Linked DNA regions of Mus musculus: region 2 is linked to region 1. Evidence: chromatin loops called from intact Hi-C (ENCODE). Cell type or tissue: gastrocnemius. All regions are shown on one strand. Each heading gives the region's core, and the rest is flanking DNA. Links, peaks and the distances in the headings are about the cores only.

What was found. A loop is a pair of places that touch in the nucleus more often than their neighbours do. Peaks named below come from ENCODE experiments on the same cell type or tissue, not always from the same donor. Only the 100,000 strongest peaks of a DNase experiment are listed, where the experiment ranks them.
Region 2: a loop joins it to region 1, with 2.7 times the contacts of the local background. A loop is called at or near these places in 16 of 42 quality-filtered maps.

The regions. Positions count from the first base shown.
Region 1 is chr12:76,717,765-76,725,710 of GRCm38, reverse strand. No RefSeq gene overlaps it. Among named protein-coding and RNA genes, the nearest start is that of Sptb, 11 kb to the right of the region's middle. In gastrocnemius, for the core only: a CTCF peak has its summit at 4,924 (motif pointing right); no DNase peak of the experiment used is centred there; H3K27ac peaks cover 995 bases.
Region 2 is chr12:76,492,538-76,500,483 of GRCm38, reverse strand. No RefSeq gene overlaps it. Among named protein-coding and RNA genes, the nearest start is that of Gm40445, 27 kb to the left of the region's middle. In gastrocnemius, for the core only: a CTCF peak has its summit at 4,000 (motif pointing left); DNase peaks (open chromatin) are centred at 3,972 and 5,516; H3K27ac peaks cover 353 bases.

The sequences.
Region 1 (7,946 bases), core at 3,553-6,052:
GGAAGACCCCGACCCCAGAAAATGGAGTCGCTTATATAGCCCTCAGCCATGGCGTTTCAGCACCTGATATGGCATGTCAGCTCCTGATTTGTTGCTCGCCCATCAACCCACTATTACGCCCCGAGATGGGCAGTGACTAAGAGTGAATTCACTCTCCCGCCCGCCTGCGTACAAGGCTTGTTTACTAGTTAGGCACAGCGAAGGCCAGCGGCATTGCTCGAGGCATGCACGGCTCTCCACAGTCATGGTGTCTCTTCACAGCAGTGGAAACCCTGATAAGATGCCAGATAACCTTCAGTGTGCTTTTGTTTGTAATTCCTTTCAGCATTCTGGTCATCTGAACTCACACCACAATTATTTATTTACCTCTGTTTATAGTTTTCTAAGCTTTTCCTAGTCCCCCGTCTCCAAATTCTCTCTGTTCCATGGGCTTCTAAACCCTTCGGTCAAGGGCAGTCGCAGCAAGGACTCCACCAGTCAGCTCACTTTGTATTAGCTTTTTGCTTATTTGACAATATCCTGAGATCAACAGCCTAAATGAGGAGAGCCTTGTCTTGGCTCATGGCCTCGGAGCTTTCAGCCCACGGACAGCTGGCTCCACTATGCCTAAGCCACATTCCCGTGGCAGCATGGGAACGTTATGGCGGAAGGGAATGTTGAAGGAAAACTGCTTGTGGTACTTCAACCTGGGTGTGGAGGAAATGGAGGGGAGGAAAGCCAGGAAGCCAGAGATAACTTATCCCCTCTAGTGATTCGGTTGCATGATCTGGCTACCTGTGACAGCACCAGCTGGTGATAGCCCTCAAAGAACCTACTTCCCATATCCTGTGGTATGATAATGACTTGTCCCTATCTTTCCATTCAAGCCACCAGACACATTGCTGCCAGATCCATCTCCTAAAACCTGGTTCCAGTCCTATCTATGCTTTGCCTAAAACTTTTCAGCCTTCAGCAGATTTCCTGTTGCTAACCAAATGAGGTAGGGGGTCTTCAGCAGGGTTTTCAAAGTCGGCCATACTATGGCTTCAGCTGACTTTTTCTGTCTTAAATTTCACAGCTTTTTTTTTTTAAAGAATTATTTATTTAATGATATGTATATGAATACACTTGTAGGTTTCTTCAGACACAACAGAAGAGGGTATCAGACCCCATTATAAATGGTTGTGAGCCATCATGTGCTTGCTGGGAATTGATCTCAGGCTAACCACTGAACTATCTCTCAAACCCAACTTTCACAGCTTTTGTTTTGTTTTGTTTTGTTTTGTTTTTCGAGACAGGGTTTCGCTGTGTAGCCCTGGCTGTCCTGGAACTCACTTTGTAGACCAGGCTGGCCTCAAACTCAGAAATCTGCCTGCCTCTGCCTCCCAAGTGCTGGGATTAAAGGAGAGTGCCACCACCATGCCCGGCTTTATTTGTAGCTTTTATATAAATGCATTTATGAGACTGATTCATCTCAGAACCAAACAGTACTAATATCTAATTCCTGCTAAGGTACAATGCTATGCATGGAGACAGGACTAGTCAATAAGTTCTTTGAATTACCTGTATCCACTTTTTTTTTTGATTTATTTATTTTTTTACTATATGTAAGTACACTGTAGCTGTCTTCAGACACACCAGAAGAGGGAGTCAGATCTCGTTACGGATGGTTGTGAGCCACCATGTGGTTGCCGGGATTTGAACTCAGGACCTTCAGAAGAGCAGTCGGGTGCTCTTACCTGTTGAGCCATCTCACCAGCCCCCCTGTATCCACTTTTGCTCACACCTCTAACCCTTTTCTATTAAGATGCACTAATTTTTTTACATTTGTGTGCATAGTGTGCATGTGCACATGTATGCATGTTGTCATGTTTGAGGGCATATGTGTGTGGGTACACATGCGTGCGGAGGCCTGAGGCTACTGTCCAGAATCATTCTTTTTGTTTGTTTGTTTTGTTTTGTTTTGTTTTTCAAGACAGGGTTTCTCTGTGTAGCCCTGGCTGTCCTGGAACTCACTTTGTAGACCAGGCTGGCCTCGAACTCAGAAATCTGCCTGCCTCTGTCTCCCAAGTGCTGGGATTAAAGGCGTGCACCACCACCGCCCGGCTCAGAATCCTTCTTGATCTAGAGTCTACCTTGTTCATTGAGGCAGGTTCTCTCAATCAAATCCAGAGCTCACAGGTATGGCTAGTCTCGATAGTAGCTTGCTCTAGGGGGATCTGTGGGGCAACCTCTCCCTTTGGAAGCTGAGAAGCACAGGCAAACCACCACAACTACCACCTATGTGGGTTCTGTATCTAAATTCCCACCCTCACAATTGTGTAGTAAATGCTTTAACCGCTACTGGCCCATCTCCCCAGACCCAGTGCTTTTATTTATTTAAGATTTATTTTTATTTTATGTGTATACGTGTTTTGCCTGCATGCATGTGAGTATGCCTCATGGGTGTGGTACCTGAGGGAGACATCAGATCCTCTGGAACTGGAATTATAGGAATTTAGCTGTTAGCCAAAAAGTGGGTGTTGAGAACTAAACCTGTAGGTGTCCCGCTGCAAGAGCATCCAAGGCCCTTGCTCATAACTGAGGAACCATCTCTCTAGTCCCAAATACTTTTTCTTTCTATTTTATTTATTTGGTTTTGTTTTGTTTTTGAGACACAGTCTCATTTTGTAGTCCTGGCTGGCCTAGAACTCATTATGTGGACCAGGCTACCCCAAGCACACAGCGATCCACCTGCCTCTCCCTCCTGTTTGCTAGGATTAAAGGTTCACCACTACCATGCCCAGACTACTTTTGTTTTCATTTTAGTGTCAGTTTCCATTTTAAGGCTACAGGAATGCTTTGTGCTAAAGCCCGTCATAGTGGCACATTGCTGTAATCCTGTACCTGGCAAGTAGCAGCGGGGGATTTTGAGTTCAAAACCAGCCTAGACTGCATAGCAAGATGAAACCAACAAACCAACCAACCAACCAAAGAAACAAACAAAATATTATTTGTTCACTACAAGTGTTAAAGGGGCAGGCTCTTACAATTTAACTTTAGTTCATTCACAGATTTTGGGGTGCTTATGGTTATATTAATATATGTTTACAGCAATGTAAATAAGTTGATGTATGGCTATTTTATCAATCAAGTGTTTTTGAGTAGCAAACATAGTTATGCGACTATACGTAAAACTACATATTTAAGTATAAACATCCATTCCTTCCTTCCTTCCCCAGGTAGAGAGTTCTCTGTAAGTGCTTCTAGCTTCCATCAGGGACTCATGGTGGCCATCACCCAGAAAAAAAAGTCATTCATTTTTCAGTTTTTAAGACAAGGTCTCAGCTCAAACTGGCCTTGATCTCATGGCAACCCTGTTCCTTCCAAGTCATGTAATTATAGCATGAGCCACCAGGCCTGGCAGTTCTTCTGAGCCCATAAATACATCTATGGAGGTGTTTCCACTCTGTGCAGGCTGACTACTTGGAAAGAAACCTTTGAAAGCCTCGGTAATTGTTCCACAACAAGATCAGCCGCAGATGGAATCTTTCAAGCTAGTTTCTAACGTGGTTTCCAAGTCTCTACCCCTGTCACACTTGTGCCAAGTCTTGCTGTTTGCTGGACAGAATGACATCACACAACTGCAAACAAGGGTGAATAAAGGCCTAACCCTCTCCCCACTACATCCCTTCCTCCTTTCCTCCCTTTAGCATTGAGAGCCTCTGCTGATTGCACAGGAGCTCAGTGTCCAAATTCTGAAACGAGCCCTTCCTCCTCTCATCAACACTCTGGTGGTTCCCACATTTTGAATTTAGGAAGAATAACATGGCTTCCAGTGGGACGAATCTCAGACCCTGGACATGTCAGCTTTGGAAGTGAACATTAGGAAAAGAGAGTGAGAGGTGACTGTCTAACTAATCATCAGAAATCTCCTTTTTGGTTAGCTTTCTGCAGTATCGCTCTCTTCCTCTCCCTTGCTGATTATTAATGATTTTTCTGTATCTTTTTCTCTCTTATTCCCTTTGGAGTTCAGTCCTCCCTGGTGCCTTAATTTAGTTAATGTTCTAATTAGTGCAAATTCCACTCCAGCAGATTCCCTGAGCTTTTACATCAGTGCTTTTTCCATATGATGAACTCCATTAACAAGACTCTGAATGTTCAAGACAAAGGAAGCAGTAATTTAATGCAATGGGTGCTACCTCATTTGCCCCGTCTTTCTGGTTCAGCTTTCTTGGCTACCATGGAGCCTCCTCAGCAGGTAATTTCATCAGTTAAGAATTGGGGCGCTGACACGAGGCTGATGCCTAGATAGACTCATCTTCTAGAAAGTTCCACATATCATCACTGTACATTAAAAAAAAAAAAAAAGACTTTTATACCAGGGAAAATATCACCCCTTAGGGGAAACAGTAATGCCAATTTCCCAGTAGTGATTTGATTTGTCCTGATGTTCTTTTTCTCAAATCTTCCAAATGTAACTAGACATGATCAGCCGTGTAGTACATAATCTAGACTATGGAATGAAAAGGCTAAGTGAACCACACAGACTATTTGACTTGACTATTTGGTTTTCTAGGCAGGGCTTCTTTATGTAGCCCTGGCTCTCTTGGAACTCACTCTGTAGACCAGGCTGTCCTCAAACTCAGAGATCTACCTGTCTCTGAGTCCTAAGTACTGGGACTAAAAGTGTCCACTGCCTGATATCTGTCCTGACACTTTTAAGTAGTGGTTTAAGCATTTTTAAGCCTTGATTGTACATTGAAGCCAGGTAGAGGGCTTCCAAACACTTGATATTTGGGTCTTCCCACCATAGATCCTAATGTTACAGGTGTGGGGTTCAACACAGGCAGTGGGAGACTTTATGAAGCTAATATAACTGTAGTAGGTTGGAGACCACCACTCTAAACATGGGCAGAATGGATCATCAGCCTCTGTGAACAGCATCATAATACTGTCAGGAGACAGTAGAGGGCAGAATTGACTTAAATTTATGTAGAGATAAATTGTCCTTGATAGGACACAGCAACTAATAATAAAGTAATTGTAATATTTATTATGTTGTGTGGTTGTCTTTTTGTAACAAATCTTTCTTTTATGACTAGAGCCAAGTTACTTTCTATATACAAGAATTTACTGGGGCCTCTTGGTGGCAGCTGATGCTCATCAATATATGTTATATATTGTATCACAGTTCTGAGAACGAAGGGCAACAGTTAATGATTAGGCAGGAATAGCAGGGGCAAAGCAGGATTGCCTGAGGCAAAGGGGATACTGTAACAAGGCTTTGCAAAGTAAACTGGAGTAAACAAATGAAAGCAACCTTACATAGTAATAGTTGACTATTAGACTCCCCAGTATTATTTCTGTGTGTGCCCATTTATCATCATTCACCATCATGGCATACACTATGAGCCACAGAGAGGAAACTTGAGACGTTTGTTTGTTTGTTTGTTTGTTTGTTTTTTGTTTTTTTGTTTTTTTGTTTTTGAGACAAAGTTTCTCATTGTAGCCCTGGCTGTCCTGAAACTCACTCTGTAGATCAGGCTGACCTCAAACTCCTCTGCCTGCCTCTGCCTCCCAAGTGCTGGGATTAAAGGCGTGTGCCATCACTGCCCCACGTTGGGACAGATTTTTAAGTGTTAGACATTGCACACGGCAGTTGAGAAAGCTGGTTCAGGATTTCTCTCGTAAGTAAAAAGTAAGATTTTTTTTAAACATCCTTCAGAGAGCAGGATGAGGCACACAGACAGTAAATCAGTAAAGATACTGTTTCTACTGCCTTTGACTTACATGGACTCTCTGTGTCCTGCTGTGAGTAGTACTTAGTACACAGGGCCAGCTGGCTTCCTGAGTTGCTGAGTCTGGCTCTTGGCAATTCTCCTTGGAGGCAAAGATTCTTCTCTAACTCTTGTGTAGTTACTCTGTGGAGCTGATGATCCCCAAAATGAACATACAGAAGGCCTGGTGCACTGGTGAACAGCAAACACTGTAGAACAAACAATTGAAGTCAGACACAAAGTGTCCCTCACAGCCCATCAGAAGCTTAGCCACAGACCTTTCATCCCTCAGAGATTTTTCTACAGGGTATTACAAGCACGTGTCACACTCTTTGAATGACAGCTACAGGAGTGGCTATATTTAACTAAGTCCCTGACACAATTTGTGTGTGCGCGTGTGGGGAGTGGTTATTCACCAATTTATTTTACTTTGGGTAAAAATTCTTTCACTATTTTGTATGTAGAAAGCTTGTTATTCCTTTGTTGACGTTTCGTATGTGAATTTCAGATTGGCTTAATCTACCTAGCCTCCAATAATTAGTTCTGCACGTTCATTCTTACTTGAGTGATAAGTGTAATTATCAAGATTGATTGGAGCGGAAGTGGTGGTGAACACATGTCTATAATTCTAGCACTTGGGAATTGGAAGCAGAAGGATTAGGAATTGTCTTCCTTAGGGTTTCTATTGCTGTAATTAAATACTATGACCAAAGCAACTTGGGGAGGAAAGGGTTTATTTGGCTTACACTTCCACAGCATCATCAAAAGTAAGTCAGGACAGGAATTCAAGCAGGGCAGGAACCTGCAGGCAGGAGCTGATGCGGAGGCTACGGAGCAGTGCTATTTACTGGCTTACTCCCTGTGGCTTGCTCAGCCTGCTTTCCTACAGAACCCAGGACCACCAGCTTGGGGTGGCACCCACAATGGGTTGGGTCCTCACCCATCAATCACTAATTAAGAAAATGCCTTAAAGGCTTGTCTACAGCCTAATTTTATGAAGGCATTTTGTCGGTTGAGGTTCTTCCCTTTCCAGTGACTCTAGCTGTGTCAAGTTGACATAAAATTAGCCAGCACAGGAGTTCAAGATCAGCCTTTACTACATGGTGAGTTTGAGGCTAGCCTGGACTAATTAAGAGTGTCTCAGAAAACAAAACCAACAAATAAACTAAGAAAAATTGCCAAGTAACTTTTGGAAACGTAAACAATTAAAGCATGGTAGTGAAGAAAACAAAGTTATAAAGATCATCCTGTCTTTACGGAGTTAGGACTGTGTCTTTCTATAGCCTCAGACTGGCTTTTGGGCCAGTCTCATAGCTTGACAGCTCATAGTGCAAGAGGAAGACAAGAGGTGAGGAGCAGACATGGGTCAAGCCACTCCCATCTCCCACATGATTGGTGATATCCCCAGTTGGAAAAATAGATAGGCTCTGCAGCTTTGTGTAACAGAAAAGAGGTTTTTACCTTTGTTTAAAAAACAAAACAAGGGCTGGTGAGATGGCTCAGTGGGTAAGAGCACCCGACTGCTCTTCTGAAGATCCAGAGTTCAAATCCCAGCAACCACATGGTGGCTCACAACCATCAGTAACGAGGTTTGACTCCCTCTTCTGGAGTGTCTGAAGACAGCTACAATGTACTTACATATAATAAATAAATAAATCTTTAAAACAAAACAAAACAAAAAACTATCTGAGTTATTGAGGAAAATACTCAGACATTTCTTTTGCAAGTTCACCAATACTTTGTTCTTGCCTAGCTTTCTGGCAAAACTTGTTTCCAAGAAAACATCTAACATATTTTGCTTAGTTTTTACTATATTTTCCCCAAATTGGAAATATCTGTTGATTTTTACAAAATAGTCTATGCCTATAAAACAAACACTATAGGAAAAGAAGAAGGAAATAAGAATTACTCTAAACCTATCATACAGGAATAAATTGATTTTTAGCAGCATTCTTATTGATATTAACTGTTTAATTTCTGTTTTCAAATTTTTATTCATTTTATTTTTTTCAAGACAAGGTTTCTCTGTACACAGGACTACAGTCCTGTCTTTCCTAGAACTTGTTCTTTAGGCAAGGCTGGCCTCAAACTCACAGAGATCTACCTGACTTTGTTTCAAGCAGAGCCAGGCCAGCCTGGTTTACAGAGTGAGTGTTACGACACAGAGAAACTTTGTCTTGAGAAAAAAAAAGATATTATTTGCATATG
Region 2 (7,946 bases), core at 3,038-5,537, 220 kb after region 1:
TAGACTAGGGTGGCTTCGAACTCACCCACCAAGTGCAGGGATTAGAAGCATGTGCCACCATTCCCAGTTATCATTCTAAAGCTCTAGGTAGGGGAAAGACTTGGAGAGTTTCATTCATCATCAGTAAGCTATGTCTTCTCACTGTCCCTGGGCTGCGGTGCTGGGCAAAATAACAGAGGAAGACACCGGAAGGCAGATGATAAACAGATGTAGATAAACAGATGTCCCTGGGGCTGGGAAGGAGCTGTGTATCGATAAGACACATCCGATCAGCCGGAGATAAAACCTGGAGTAGAGAGAACAGAAACCTCCAGAGGTCAATAGCACTAAAGGCAAAAGCTATTTGTGCCATGCTCCTCCAATAGAACAGCCATTGCCCTTGTGGGTGAGTCTTTGTGCCCCTGGAGTGGCTGCACCGAGGGAGGCAGTTAAATGGTGTGACCAGTCTTGGAGAGGAATATTAAAGTCCCTGACCCCCAACCCAAGTTTCCCCGGGTTCAAGTGTGGCCCAGGAGAAAGTCCTCGATCGATCGTCCCCAGGAATGCAGAGGACGTGAGTGAAGAGCTGGGACCTGTGAATCGCTCAAGCGGGAGGGGAATGGATGGAAAGTGAGCAGGAGCTCAACCAGGTTCGGTTCACAGAACTAACACAGGACGGAGGAGCCATGCCAGCCACCCGGCACCTCGTAAGGTGTAAGGTCATTTCACAGATGGCACTCAGGTCTTGAGGAGAGCACAGGGGCCAGCACCCAAACCTGCCACCTCCTCCACTGCCCAGATAAACCCAGGAAGGGCGACCAGAGAGGAAAGACAGAGAGGAAGTAATAGTCCCTGCAGAGGCAGAGGCTTAATTATCCGTCCAGCAAAGCAGGACTCTTCAACCGATTTACAGTCAAGATACTGGTTCTCTGTAATTGCCAAGTTTAAACTGGATAAAGACCAGGTATGTAGGGACACACCCTCACTTAGGAGGTGAAGGCGGGAGGATTAGGAGTTCAAGGTCACCGTCACCTGTGCAGTGAGGTGGAGGCTGGTCTGGACTACATATGACCTTGTCTCAAAAAAAAAAACCAAAAAAAACCAAACGTTTGTGTGTGTGTGTGTGTGTGTGTGTGTGTGTGTGTGTGTGTGTGTGCGTGCGCGCATGCGCATGTGAATATGGTAAAATATATTTTACTCATGGTAATGGATTAAGCAAATGTACTTGCATCATCAATCCCACTTACGGTTGACACAAACGTGCATGTGTGAGGTTTGCATCCATTCTAGAGACTGAAGAGCTTCCTCGCTTTAGAACCAGCTTAGCTCTGGCCCTTGATGTTTGGCAACTTCTGCAGGTTTACTTTAAGTCGAGTTTATGAGCTATAATTTACATACAGCAAAGCCCTTTCAAAGTGCACGCTTGAATGTGTTTTGACAAGTGTGCGCACTTGGATAACCATCACCTCAATTAACATCTGAAATAGTTCCATCACCCCAAGCGGCACCCCTTTTGGGTGGTTTGAATCCCCGTGGCCACCCAACCCAAAGGCCTCTGATCTGACTTCTGACTTGGTCGCTTTGCTTTTTCCAGAATGGAATGTAAATGAAATCATGGGTTATGGGGCTCTTTATGCTAAGATTTTAAACACACTTCCTTAACTACCCAACTTCCTCCTCTTTATCCACTCAGCCTTCTCTGCCAATTGCTTTATATGGACAAGTCCTGGGACAGTAGCAGCCTCCCGCAAGGCCTGCCTAGACCTATTTGTAAGATGACAGGCCCCACAGAGTATAGCTCTGTGGAGTTAACATTCAATCCTGCAGGTCCTACTCCTCCTTTCCTTCTCCTCCTCCTCCTTTCCTCCTCCTCCTCCTCCTCCTCTTCCTCCTCCTCCTTTCCTTCTCTTTTCCTCCTCCTCCTCCTCCTCCTCCTCCTCCTTTCCTTCTCCTTTCCTCCTCCTCCTCCTCCTCCTCCTCCTCCTTTCCTTCTCCTTTCCTCCTCCTCTTCCTCCTCCTCCTCCTCCTCCTCCTCCTCCTCCTCCTCCTCCTCCTCCTCCTCCTCCTCTTTCCTGAGACAGGGCCTCATATGCCCCAGGTGGCTTTCAATTCATTATATTGCAGAAGATGACTTTGAACTTGTAATCCCCCTAGCTTCCACTCCTGAGTGCTGGTATTTTAGTCATTTACATCACATCCAGTTTTATAGGATGCTGGGAATCCGGCTCAGGGCTTTGTGAGCACAGCTAAGACATATGCCTAGCCCTACATTTTCTTTTCTTCTGGAGGCTTTTCTCTTCGCCTCTGGGAACACAAAAACTCTGCCTTCAGATCAGTGTTGACACCTGCCCCCTCACCCCTGACTCCATCCACCCCAGAAGCTTAGTCCTTAAGGAATGAAATTCATGTACACTACCACTTCCGCTGAGCTTCAAGGCTACCCTCTCATCCGTTTCTCTCCTCATTCTTCACCGTCAGTCATCGTGGTGTCTGTGTCCCCAATATCCAGGGACTTCAAGGCCTGCTCCATCTACTGTAAGCCTGTCAGAAGGCTACACTCCAGGGACGGGTATCCCTGGCTTTCTACCAGAGAGGCAACTTGGTCTCCAAGGGTGGGGCAGAGGTGGGGGTGGGGGTGGGGTGGGGGGAGAAGTGGCAAAGTGTAGAGAATTTAGCTTAGGGATCCTGGCTCCCTCAATGGGAGAACTTTTTCTCAGGGTTATTGACTTCTTGACAGAGAGACCTTAGACTAGTGGTTTTCAACCGTGTCCTAATGCTGCAACCCTTTAACACAGTTCCTCAGATGGTGGTGACCTCCAACCATAAGATAATTTTTGTTGCTACTTCATAACTGTAATTTTGCTAGTTACAAATTATAATGTAGATATCTGATAAGCAGAAGGTCACTCAGTTTTATTGGATGCTAGGAATCCAGCTTAAAGGGTCTTTTGACACCCTACAAAGGGGGCCCAACCTACAGTTTGAGAACCACTGCCTTAGGTCATGTTCAAGTTTTTTTCTTCCCTTTTCTTCCCTTTCCTTTCTTTTCCTTTTCTTTTCTCTTCTTTCCTTTCTTTCTTTTTCCTTTTTTCTTTCTTTCTCCTCCTCCTCCTCTCTTCCTCCTCTTCCTCCTCCTCCTCCTCCACCTTCTTCTTCTTCTTCTTCTTCTTCTTCTTCTTCTTCTTCTTCTTCTTCTTCTTCTTCTTCTTCTTCTTCTTCTTCTTCTTTCTTCTTTGCTTTGAGACAGGGTCTCATGTAGCCTGCTGGGACAACAAAAGCAGAAAACTTTCTCCCAACACTTGTTTGAGACTGGAGACTGAATTTGGAGCCTCAGTTCCTACCAATATTTTCTCTCAAAGAATGTTTCTCTTGATGATGATGATAGTGGTGGTGATGTTTTGGTAATTTTGGGTTTTTGAGACGGGGTTTCTCTGTATAACCTTCTTTGGCTGTCCTGGGACTTTTGCTGAAGACCTGGAACTCATAGAGCTACATTTGCCTCTGTCTCCTGAGCCTTGTGATTAAAGGCAAGCACTGCCACCATTCAACTCTCCTTTTTTTTATTTTTTTGAGACAGGATCTCACTTGGTCACTATGTAGCTCTGGCTGGCCCAGAACTACTATGTACATCAAGTTGGCCTCAAATTCACAGAGATCTGTCTACCTTTACCTCCTAAGGACTGGAATTAAAGGCTTGTGCCACCACATCACACCAGGCCCCAGATCATAGGCCCTAGATCATACTGTTTTAATTTTTACATACTTTATTTATTAATCTTGTGGAGAGGGGAGTGCGGCACGCTCGTGCCAACAAGCCCAGGTTAGTCAGGCTTGGCAGCAGGAGCCTTTACCCTCTGAGCCATCTTGCTGGCCCGAGATCATATTTCAATCTAAAGAGAAAGCATACTCACTATCTGCCTTTCTGGTCGCCCCCTGGGCATTTGCTTTCTTATAAAAGTTTGGAGAAGTCTGAAGGATCAGTCCCAAAGAATGGACAAGCGGCTCACTTCTGCCCCCTAGAGGACATGAAGAAAGAAGCGGGGGAGCTAAATACGTGCTCGGAAATCCTTACAGAAACAAGAATTTAAAACCCTCAATCTAAAGAGAGCATCATTTAGCTCCCGAAAGAGAGGCGGGCTGGAAGCAGGTTATCCGGACCAAGATTAAGAGCATATCAGGGTAAACCGATAACCAGACGGGGACAGCTCACTCCCCACCTCCACCCCTCACACCTTCCTGCTCCCCAGCCCTCATTCCCATCCCCACCTCAAGAGAGTCAAGAGAGGGTTTCTCTATGTAGCTCTGGCTGTCCCGGAAGTCACTCTGTAGACCAGGCTGGCCTCAAACTCAGAGATACCCTGCCTCTGAGTGCTGGGATTAAAGACATGAACCACCACCCGGCCGGAAGCACTCATCTTAACCCGAACCCCAGAGTTTGTTTGTTTGTTTTTTAAGTGTTTGAGGTTTTTGCATGTTTACCATGCGTATGCAGTGTCCATAGAGGTCAGAAGCCAGCATCGGATTCCTGGAACCAGAGCTAAGGACGGTTTGAGTTACAGTGTAGGTGCTGGGAAATGAGTCCTAGTTCTCTGCAAGAACAACAGGTTCTCTCAACCCCGGGAGCTATCTCTCCATCTCTCCAGGCTCTCTGATCCCCAGCACCTTTATACCAGGGCAAGCCTGGGGAACAAACACACATCATTCATGCATCCTACAAAAGCTACCAGAACACCTCTCATCTACACGGTTACTATAGCCTGTGGTGCACTTAACAGAGCTGGGTCTGCGGTCCTTGCTCCAAAGAGGATGGGCCAGTTAGATTATCTCTTTTGAGATACTTGGCTTGCTGATTGAAAAAAGAACCCATTTGCACAATGCCCTGGCAGTCCGGATGCCACCTTGTGCTTGTCGGCTTGATTTCACTTGTTCTGTTGGACCTCAGTTTCCTTGGCTGTAACAGCAGACTGTAGCTCACTAACCTCCTTCCTGCTCTCTGTCTGCAAAGCTTTAACCCCTTCCCTCCCTCCAAGATGGCTGAGGGAAACTTGTCTATGTGCCCTGCCTAGGATGTTGGTCTCCATACCTGTGCAGAGTTATCTCCCCACAAACAGTTCCTGAAAAGCCCAACAGCTGCTGGAACCTGTGCCCTCCCGGTCCCCTAGGCTCTGGGCTCTGGGTATCTCTGTTGCTGGCATTCCCAGCCATGCTGTAGGTCCTTTCTTTTTGCTGCTATCTAGGTTGTAATGTGGATTTTCATTTCACGAGGGAATCCTGGGGGAAAGTACAGTTGACTGAAAAAGGAAAATGTCTAGAAATCCAGAAATCTTGAGATCTGAAATCCATCAGGCCAGGCTTTAAACCCTGGCTCTGTGACTTAATAAGCGTGTGATTTGGAACAAGTTGCCCATGCTGGGCTTGGTTTCTTCATCTACAGAAGGGGCATAAGAAAAATGTCTACATGCTGTGGGAAAGAGGACACCCACATTGTGCCTGCAGACAAGGCGGGTGGTTTGCTTTTTCTCCCCAGACCTCTGGGTTTTTGTAATAACCAGAGGATGTGGGCACACTCCCAAGCATCCTTTCTGCTTGGAATCCCAAATGTGTATTTGTAGATCCTAAGCATCTCTTACCCCCAGCAATTGGGAGACTGCTGCAGGGGAAGACAGGGGAGTCTGAGGTCATCCTGGGTTACATAACGAGAACCTCTCTCAAATCATCACTCACACTCACACTCATTCACACACTCACACACACACACATAAACACAAACACACACATACAAGCACTCATACAGACACACACATATAAACACACACAAGCACCCACATAGACACATGCAAGCACTCACACAGATAACACATAAACACACAAACACTCGCACACATACATACACACAAGCATTCACACAGACACATATACAAACATACTCACATACACACACACAAAGACAACACACTTATAAAATTTTTACATACAAACGCTCACACACAAGCACTCAGATACAAACACACAAATACACACACACTCATATGGACACATAAACAAATATACACTGATACACACACACACACACACAAAGACATACACACACACACACACACACACACACACACAGATTCACGTGGACACCAGAGGACAATTTTTCCTTCCACCGTGTGGGTTTAAGGGTGGAACTCAGTCTTGGAGGCAGGTGCCTTTATTCCCTGAACCACCTTGAAGGACCCTGTCCGGATTTTCTCATTATTTCTCTGCTTCTCATAAAGGGTCCATGCCAAAGATCTCTCCTTTCCAACTTTCCTCAGAACAGAAACATCCAAATAGACAAGCCCTACAAATGTCCTTTCTTTGACCAACAGAACAAGGTCCTCTGAATATGTCCACATGAGAGCATCTGACCCCGGTTCTTACATCCATGCTTCTAGGCCTGGAACTGTAAACTGTACCCAGCCATTCTGTTGGATGCACTTAGTTGCTTTAGAGCAAAGATGAACCAGCATGTTTCCTTTCACCTCTTAGGTAAATATGTGTCCATGTGTTGCCAACAAAGTAAATGACAATTTCAACTGGGTCTTTTGATGCTTCTCTCTCTCTCTCTCTCTCTCTCTCTCTCTCTCTCTCACACACACACACACACACACACACACACACACACGTGCTCACACACTCACTTGCCTGTTGATTAAAATGACGCATTTGGCCTGAAGTCAAGTAAAGGCTTTTTGTTAGTCTGAAGTCATTTTCAGGAGTGGGGGAGGCCATTTCCACTTCTGACTTCCTCTCCAAAGGTTAATAAAAGTGTCAGTGATGGATCAAATCCAGGGGATGCTGGCAGCCCTTACAGCATCACCGGTAAAGCACAGCCACGCCCTTTTCTCACACCAGGTGCCAACACTGCAACCTTCAGAGGAAAACTTTTCTCATGAACCAGAGCTAGCAGGAAAATCCAGAACGGCTGGGAGTGGATCCAGAGCCCTGATTTGCTCTCTTCTCCAGAGATGAGTCACTGACTCACCCAGCATATACAAACATAAGGCAGTGCCTTTTCTTTCTCTCCTTAACTAGGAGACAATTCATATAACATAAATTCATCATTTTAATGTTTGGGGTTTTTTTGTTTTGTTTTGTTTTTTTGTTTATTTTCGAGACAGGGTTTCTCTATGTAGCCCTGGCTGTCCTGGAACTCACTTTGTAGACCAGGCTGGCCTCGAACTCAGAAATCCACTTGCCTCTGCCTCCCAAGTGCTGGGATTAAAGGCATGCACCACCACTGCCTGGCCATCTTTTTAATGTTTACAAGTCAGTGTTTTGAATATGCTGATCTGTGTGCCATACCACCACACTCACATTCTTTCTTTATTATTATTATTATTATTTTGGTTTTATGTTTTTATTCTTCTGTAACTTGAGGCCCTCATACATAGCAAGCAGTCTGGAAGCTAGTGTCCATATACATTCAAAGATTTAAGTTAGTGTTTAGGATTTTACTATTATTACACATATCACTCAACGTAGAGATTATAACTTCTTCTGAATAAATTTCCTAGCCGGGCATGGTGGTGCACACCTTTAATCTCAGCACTCCAGAGGCAGAGGCAGGTGAATTTCTGAGTTTGAGGCCAGCCTGGTCTACAAAGTGAGTTCTAGGACAGCCAGGGCTATACAGAGAAACTCTGTCTCGAAAAAACAAAAACAACAACAACAAAAAATTCCTACAAAATTAAATCCAACATATAAAGTTCCATTTCTACTTTCTAGGAAAATCCAAAGTGTCTTTCAAAAAAGGAAAAAAAAACCTTTTGTCCAATGGCATAATAATATCATATGGTAATGATAACAAACCTTTATACATCAAAAATATGGTGATTTCTTGGGAAATGCTGAATATTAAAATAAAAATAAAGCTGAAAATGCCAGTAACTGTGACAGTAGGAGGTTGCCTTATCTTGTCCAGCATTGTCTTGCAGCTT